Regions from separate parts of the Homo sapiens genome. Here region 1 is linked to region 2. Evidence: read pairs that join two places in POLR2A ChIA-PET (ENCODE). Cell type or tissue: Panc1. All regions are shown on one strand. Each heading gives the region's core, and the rest is flanking DNA. Links, peaks and the distances in the headings are about the cores only.

Region 1 (4,397 bases), core at 114-4,113, 130 kb before region 2:
TCTTCGTATATTCCTCCTCTTCCCCAAATTGAGCATCTGTTTATGTGTGACTGGGCAGTTTGCCCTCCTCTATTAAAGTTGAAGCTATTTCCTGGTTAATTATTTCCTCTCTTAATTTGGCAAACATGTGTGGCATGCTGCTGTGTGCATGGTGCAGACTGTCATGAAAGACATAAGCAGGGCCAGTGAACTGCCCTGCCCTGGGCTATTGGAGAAGTAGCTCATTTCATGGGAAGTTTATTAATGTAAGTGCTGAACAACAATTCAAGGCAGCATTAAGGGAGGTATAACCAGGCTTGTAAGATCACGATATTCTCCTGAAGGAGATGGGGCTTGACCTGAGTCTTGAAGGATGGCAGAGAGTAGGCAAGGAGGACATCTCAAGTGGGGGAACTGGTGTAAGCTAAGGAATGAGGTTAATGAATGCAGTGTGTGTGTGTGTGTGTGTGTGTGTGTGTGTGTGTGTGTGTGTGTGTGTGTGTTTAAAGAGAGGAAGGCAATAAGACTAGACAGAAAGGTAAACCAGGAACAGATCATGGGAGATCTGGAATTCTATGTGTACTTAAATCTTGATCCAATAGATCATGGACATTATTAGAGAGCTTATTAATAGGTTGAGGGAAGAAATCTGACACCTGTAAAGCACCCATGATGTGCCAAGCTCTGTGCTTGGTCTTTTACTTACATAAATAATTTCATCTCAAAATTATCTCTCCAGGAAGCATCTTCATTTTTCAGCTTTAAGAAATGTTTTTATTATGGACTATTATGTGCCTCTTGATAAAAGTACAAAAATCACCCATAAAGTATTCTTGCCAAAAATAGAGCTTCTATGGCGTCAAGTCTCTAAATACTACCAATAGGTTACAGGCCAGCAGAGAACAGAGGAGCATGTTAAATGATACATGAAATACAAAAATACAATCCAGAATCCCAGAAAGTACAGGATGAAAACAATAAAAAAGATTAAGAAAATTGGAAAATTACAAACATATACAAAAAAAGAGAAAATAGTATAATAAACTCTCCATGTATCCATCACTTAGCTTCAGCAATTGTCAACTTATGGCCAATCTTGTTTCATTGATATCCCCTTTATCATCCCTCCAGTAATTACTTTGAAGGAAATCCCAGTTGTCACATCTCTTCAACCACAAATATTTCAATGTATGTCTTTAAAAGATAAAGACTCTTAAAAAAAATAACTACAGTGGGAAGCCGGGCACAGCGGCTCACGCTTGTGATCCCAGCAGTTTGGGAGGGCGAGGCGGGCAGATCACAAGGTCAGGAGTTCGAGACTAGCCTGACCAACATAGTGAAACCCCATCTCTACTAAAAATATAAAAATTAGCCAGGTGCGGTGGCATGTACCTGTAATCCCAGCTACTCAGGAGCCTGAGGCAGGAGAGTCGCTTGAACCCAGAAGGTGGAGGGTGCAGTGAGCCGAGATTGCGCCACTGCACTCCAGCCTGGTTGACAGACCGAGACTGTGTCTTAGAAAAAAAAAAACCACAGTACTATTATTGTTGCTGAATTAATAATAATTCCTTAATATCTATGTCATCAAATATCCAGCCATTGTTCACATTCGCTTGATTGTCACATATATTAAAAACAAATAATTTCTTTTGTTTCAATCACAATCCAAATAAAGCGTATACATTGAAAGTGGTTGTTATGTCTCTTAAGTCCCTTTTAATTGAAAAGCTCCTCCTCCGTTTCCTTTTTTCCCTTGGAGATTATTTGTTGAAGAAACTAGGATCCGTCCTGAGTGTTTGCACATTCTGAAGTTGGCTGATGCATGCCCTTCTTTAGTGCAATGTGTTTCCCTCCCCTTTGTTTTCCTGTAAACTGGTAGTGCTGGCTGTTTACAAGGGCTCGATCACATTCCAAGTCCATCTTTTGGTGACAATACTTAGAGGTCGTGATGTATATTTTCATGAGGAGGCACAAAATGGCTGGTTGTCTCTCGTTTTGTAGTTTATCTAATTTAAGCAACTCTGTAGCCAGGAAGTGGAGGAGCACTGAGAAGTTGACACTGAGGTCTCTGGTTCCAAACCTGCGCTCCAGCCGTCTCCTCCCATCGCCCTCTGAGATTAATCTGGCCGGGAGGACGGAAAGGGTCCATGGGGATGGAAGCTGGGAGCAGGGAGACGAATCCATCTCCACATTGATGTTCTGGACACTCCACTGGGCTCCAGCAGGCAGCGGTTGCAGTGATCCAGGAAGGCAGCAACAAGGGTGACCGCAGGGACTGTCATCTCTCTGAGGAGGAAGGTGCAAACCACAGGTCATATTTTGGTTCCTGTAATTATATTCAAAGGAGTCCCAGGTACCTGGTTATGCAGAAACCTCTAGGTTTTGGTGATTTTTGAATGCTCACCTGAACTCTTGGGGATAACAGAGGAATCAGAATTATGCAGAACTGTTAACAGAGAATTTTGGTGACTTTAAAAATGCTTTATTTCTTTGTACTGCACCTTTTGGATTTTTGGAAAATTTTGGAAAAGATGGAAAAATTTTTCTTCTTAAATTGTATAGGCTTACTGTTGTTTCAGATAACAGCATCACATGCTTATTAAGACACACACATACACACATACACACACCCTCCATCTCAGAAATGCTTACCATAAAAATCCTACCTGACAGATAAAGTGTGGAAGAAAATCTGCTAAACTGTTACCTCTAGTTATCTCTGGTAGTTGTGTGGGGAGGGGATCACAGGAGCTGACATTTAGTGCTAACTCTTGTGTTTGAACTTGTTTGAGCATGTAGTCTATTTGTCATTGGGAACTCCCCACCCAAAACCCAACCAATTTGGATGTGATGAAAAGTAATCATAATAAAATGGCGCCATATTAGACATGGTTTTACAAATTGCTTTTTAATTTAACACTATATCTAGGGAGGTGGAGTTATTATTGTATAGGCAGTTATGGTAGTTCTTTTTTTTTTTTTTTTTTTTTTGAGATGGAGTCTTGTACTGTCGCTTGGGCTGGAGTGCAGTGGCGCGATCTCAGCTCACTGCAACCTCTGCCTCCCAGGTTCAAGCGATTCTCTTTGCCTTAGTCTCCCAAGTAGCTGGTTTTATACCACGCCCGGCTATTTTTTTTTTTTTTTTTTGCGACGGAGTCTCTGTCACCCAAGCTGGAGTACGGTGGCGTGATCTCGGTTCACTGCAACCTCCACCTCCTGGGTTCAAGCAATTCTCCTGCCTCAGCCTCCTGAGTAGCTGGGACTACGGGCGCGTGCCACCATGCCCAGCTAATTTTTTTTTTTAGTAGAGACAGGGTTTGGGGTTTCACCATGTTAGCCAGGATGGTCTCAATATCCTGACCTCGTGATCTGCCCACGTCGACCTCCCAAAGTGCTGGGATTACAGGTGTGAGCCACCACACCTGGCCAACACTTGGCTAATTTTTTTGTACTGTTAGTAGAGATGGAGTTTCACTATGTTGGCCAGGCTTGTCTCAAACTTCTGACCTCATGATCCGCCCACTTCGGCCTCCCAAAGTGCTGGGATTGCAGGTATAAGCCACTGTGCCCGGCCTATAGTAGTTCTTATAACTATAGTTACTATGTAGGCATTGCTCAGAAATTGTAATCATGGAGGTAAAAAAATCGAAGGCATACTTCTTATTAATTGATCAGTGGTAGGCTTATGTAATTTATTAGTACAAATAATTGGTATGCTGCTTCGTTCTGGGAATCCAGAAGATCCAAGTCTTAATCCTGTTTTAAATTTGTTCTGCCTCCATCCTCTGCCTGGATTTGGCCGGCGTGCAGTCCAGGAAGCCCTGCAGCCAGTGGACTTTCTCAGGAAACCTCTTTCCATCATGGGCAAAGTGCTTGGCAGTGGTTCTCTTTCTTCTTTTCATCTTTTGCTCCCATAGACTACAAGACAGAATCTTCTTTCCAAATAACTTTTTTAAAAACTCCCCCATAGGATGTCAAGGTGAGACATTGTGACAAACCTATTTGACTTATTAATCATGTGCCAAGTGCTCAGGGCCAGAAGTGAACACTGTGGTTCAAGCAAAAGTAAAAAGCAGAGTCCCTGTCCTGAAGTTTCTAAATATATATTTTCCTAAATAACCCAGTGCTGAGCAGAAGCTGTCTTAACTTTGGTGGTACTTCTGGGGACTGAGTTCATCTCCCCTCTCTGAATTGCCAGGTTGTGGGATGAGTTCGGAAGTGAGGCTGCAGCCAGGGATTGAGCATTGGGTTTCTGCATGCATCTGCACATTTCCTCAAATGCAGTCCACAGGCCACAGTGCAATTAAACACCCAAACTGCCAAGTTGAGTTTCTGAATCCAGTACATCTCCCTAGGCCTGACTTGCATATTAAAGACATCCACTAACGCATACTATCAATGTATAATCTGTTTACCTG
Region 2 (4,397 bases), core at 156-4,155:
GTAGATTGAGCCCAGGAGGTCTAGGCTGCAGTGAGCTGTGATTGCACCACTGTACTCTAGCCTGGGCAATAGAGCCAGACCCTGTCTCAAAAAAAAAAAAAAAAAAAAAAAAAAAAAAAGAAAGAAAAAGAAAAGGAAAGAAACTGAGGACCAAAATGAGGACATGACTTTTGTGGCTGCTTTTTCTCCACCAAGCAACAAAGAGTGTCCACTAATCATGCAGGAGAATAGATCAAGTTCAGACAGAGCGTCCCCATCTACGATAACCATTACTATATACTAACAATGAAGAAAATAAAACAGCTCTGGAAAGCAAGGTGAGTCATCGTCAGCCGACCAGAAGCTGTGAACACCTGAACGTTTGCCAGTGTGGGCGTAGAGGAGCTGTTTGTGCTCATCAGTCCCTGGTTTAGGGCCTGGTACATGGTAGCTTCCCAGTAAACTCTTGTGGATGAATTAATGATTAGTGGCCAAATGTGAACGTAAGAAGCAGGGAGATGGAGGAGCACTCATCTGTTTGATGTGGCTGTGCTCTGCCAGCGTGCCTGTGCAAGTGTGTGTAAGACAGCTGGACCCTGCAGTGGAGTCTTTGCCGGCTTCTGGCTCCGGCAGAGCCTAGTGTAACTGCGCTTTCTGTCGGGTGGTCAGTTGAGTAGACTGGGTCATTTGCTAGCCTGCGATTGTAATATTTGCAAGTGCTGTGATGGTAAGGAACATCAGAACTTCAAAGATTACTTTTGTCAGGAATGTGTAGGAAGCAACATGGTTTTGTGGTCCCCAGTCACTTTGTGACTACGGCATTGTGGTCTTCAGACTTCACCTGTCTTGACTGATTAATTAAAGTTGGGGGTGGGACTGCTCCCAGCCTCTCACCATTTCCCAAGTGCACGCGCACGCGCGCGCGCGCACACACACACACACAGAGGTACATGCAACATATTTGTCATAAAACTTCATGCAGTCATTAAATAATACATACTGGACTTTTATGTGCCAGAGATCATGCAAGGGACCAGGAAAACCGCACAGAACACATAGCACTTGCCATGTGATGGCAAAGTATGGTCAAGTGCAGAGAGGAGAGGAAGACTCCTGAAGGCTGACATAATCAAGGAGAACTTCCCAGAGGAGGTGGGGATTGATCTAGGGAGAAATTAGATAGACAAAGAGATGAAAGTAGGGTACTTCATTGCACTTGTCATATTGACCTAGACTTAAAGCTTCAGGGAGAAAGTTTTCCAAATTAGGAGTTTTAATTTCCTTAAGGAAGTAACTGGCCTTGTTTTATCTTGTTTACACATGTCCCGGAGGTGCCTTGCCCGCAGGCAGCAGGAAAGGGTTCCTGGTAACTCCCTGTCTGACCTGAGCCAGAGGCTTGTCTCCCTCTCTGGCCTTGCTTTTTCTTCCTTAAACAGGGAAAAAATGATATTGACCTACCGTTGTGAGGGAAAACTGATACAAAATATGACAACACACTTCAGAGAGTGAGGTGCTCTTAGAAAAAAGAAAAGCCTAACGATAAGTATGCTGAGACACAGAAAACAATGGGTGGGAATAGAAAATTGGACTAAAATCATAGAAAGAGGTTTTAAAGATTTTCTCACTTCAGCATTTACAACACTCTATTATTGACTGTAGATTTTTTTCTTGCACTTGATTAGTCAGAAACCAGGCGAACACTCTCTAAAATCCTTGTACAGGTCAGACACTAGCAGAGTCCATATTCCTAAGGACCGAGCTGTTGAGCCACTCCCATGTTTGATTACTTCCCTTTTAGTTTTCATGCACACTCAGCTTGCACTATGTTTATTTGCCCTTGAAAGTATGAAGTCATTTTGTTTGTCTCTGGGGATTCCTCACACTCCCCACCCCTGTCACTGCCTTTGCCCCAAAATAGGTTCCTAACTTCCTGGGGGACGTGTTTAATGAGGATGTCTTGGCAAGAGAACTCCCTTAAGAGATCTTATAACATCAGAGCTGAGTCTGACTCCAGCCCCGATGAGATGTGGTCAGCTCACATGCCCAGTGGGTTCCAATTCCTCCCACCTTTCATGGTTCAGGATGGAGTTGAAACTCACCCTGGGAGTTCCCTGTACTCTTCTGGCTTGATTTATATAGCATAGAATAGTTTGTGTCTTTGAGTTTCCCCAGAAGTAGACCCAGAGACAAGGGTTCAAATGCAAATGATTTCTTTGGGCAGGGAAGGGAGTATCAGCAGGGGAGAGGGGAAACGGGACAGGGGAGGCAGCCAGTAAAAGGTGCGTGAGTAAGCCAGCTGCCCCAGTGGGCAGCTGGAGCCGAGTCTAGGAAATGGAGTAGGACATAGCCCATAATTAGACCTCCAGAGGTGAGCACACTGGGACATTTAGACACCAACTCCTGTCAGTCATTGGTTGAAGGCATTGAGGAGGGGTTGTTAATTCCGAGGAGAGGTGCTAGCAGCCGGAAGTCATCTGTCTTTTGGGGAGCACCCGGAAATGGTGGGGTCTGAGGGATGTGGATGGGACAGGAAGAGTATCTGTTAGGATTTGCATCATAACATTTATACTTTCTTGCCTAACGGTCCAAGTTCAGGGACATAGTAGCAGACTTATAGCACAATTACAAGCTTATAACATGATCGCAAATTTACACCAGGAGCCAGAGGATGACGAAAACAGCCCTTTGTTTCCCCTTTGGATCATTTATCACAGGAGACTGGGCCCACCCACTCAGACCCTGGAGGGGAGGCTTGTTTGTTGGTTTCATTCCTCTTGCTGATGATTGTGTCCACTTGGCCATATGTCCCGGTCTCAGCCAATGAAACCTGAGAGAAAGTTGAGGGTGGACGTGCGGGGAGTCTGGAAAACAGTGTTCTTGCTCGTAAGAGAGATACCTGGATGAGAGCATCTCTCTTTTTTGCTAGACGTCTTACAGTCGGGTTCTGATGCCTGGAACTTCTGCACCCACTTTGCCATCATGTGGGGTAATCACATCCAGAGGGCAGGATAATAGAAAGATGGAAAACAGGAAACCCTTGGGTCTTTGTGAGCCTCTGAGTTACAACCCTGGAGGCACCCGCCTTTGGACTTCTTGTTCTTTTAGTTCAAGACACTTTTGGTTGGGTTTCTTTCAGTTTAAGACACTTATATTCCTTGTGCCCAAAAGCATCCTAAATGATACAATGTCAGGTAACCGCGTGACTAGTGAGGAGAACCCCTACCATATATGAAAGCAAGTGAGTGTGGGACTGCATGGATAGAGTGAGTCAGGCTGGACGCCTGCTCCCAGCTTGTGTGTAGCTGTTTCAGTCAGCTTGGACTGCCACAGCATAATATCACAGACTGGGTGGCTTAAACAACGGTAACTTATTTTCCTATAGTTCTGGAGGCTGGAAGTCCATGCTCAGCATGTCAGCAGGGCAGGTTTCTGGTCAGGCCTCTCTTCCTGGATTTCAGAGGGCCACCTTCTCCCTGTGTCCTCACATGTCCTTTCCTCTGTGCCTGTACTCCTGCACAAAGCACTTCTGCATGACAGTGTGACGGTTGTCTTGACAAAAAGTACTGGTGTGATTGATGAAATTGGAGATAACAGTAATGGATATAATTTTTTAATATCCTATAATAAAATGTTGAAAGTATATTTTCCACATGACCAATGTATGATGTTTCAAAATTGTGTGTGGGTAAGTGATCTCATCAAAGTGAAAGAGATACCAATACATTGTAATGTAACAGAGTATGAAAAGTTCATTGATAATGGTTTTAGATTCCACATTGCAACTAACATTTAAGAAAGTGCTACTTGTCAAGTTTTGGTGTAATATCAAAGAAGAATTATCTGGAATTATCTGAAAAGCTAGTAATATGTAAGACCAGATTTTCTTTATATATGTCAACCAAAACAACAAAACATATTGCAACAGATTAAATTTAGAAGATAAGAAAATTGAACTCACCTCTACTTATTCAGACATCAAAGAGACTGGCAAAAATAAAAATTAATGTTACACTTCTCACTAATTTTTTTGTTTTAGAAACATTTTTCATAAAATTTTATTATTTCTGTTGATGTGAAATAGGTTTATTATTGTTATTTTGAAATGAATTAATAGATACATACTTTCTTAAATCTTAAGATATAGTATGGTAAATATTGATAAATATAGCCTAACTAAACAAAAGCTTTTCAGAGTTCATGATAATTTTTTAATCCAGTAAAGAGATCATGAGACTAAAAAGTTTGAGCATTTCTGACATAAATTAATGAAAACCGTCTGAATAGATAGCTCTGCCAGGGTTCTCAGTTGCAAACAACAGAAACCCCTCTAGCTAGCCAGTTCAAGCAGAAAAGAAATTTATTTAAGGATGTTAGCTCCCCAAAGCTAGATGTCTCCTCCAGCACCTTTCTGGAAAAAT

The links. ChIA-PET counts read pairs that join two places held together with the same protein. Peaks named below come from ENCODE experiments on the same cell type or tissue, not always from the same donor. Only the 100,000 strongest peaks of a DNase experiment are listed, where the experiment ranks them.
Region 1: POLR2A ChIA-PET joins it to region 2 with 8 read pairs; 2 of 35 experiments call an interaction of 5 or more read pairs at or near these places.

What each region holds. Positions count from the first base shown.
Region 1 is chr7:27,295,313-27,299,709 of GRCh38, forward strand. No RefSeq gene overlaps it. Among named protein-coding and RNA genes, the nearest start is that of EVX1-AS, 50 kb to the left of the region's middle. RefSeq lists a silencer at 1-216. In Panc1, for the core only: no CTCF peak of the experiment used is centred there; no DNase peak of the experiment used is centred there.
Region 2 is chr7:27,423,126-27,427,522 of GRCh38, forward strand. No RefSeq gene overlaps it. Among named protein-coding and RNA genes, the nearest start is that of EVX1-AS, 180 kb to the left of the region's middle. In Panc1, for the core only: no CTCF peak of the experiment used is centred there; no DNase peak of the experiment used is centred there; H3K27ac peaks cover 466 bases.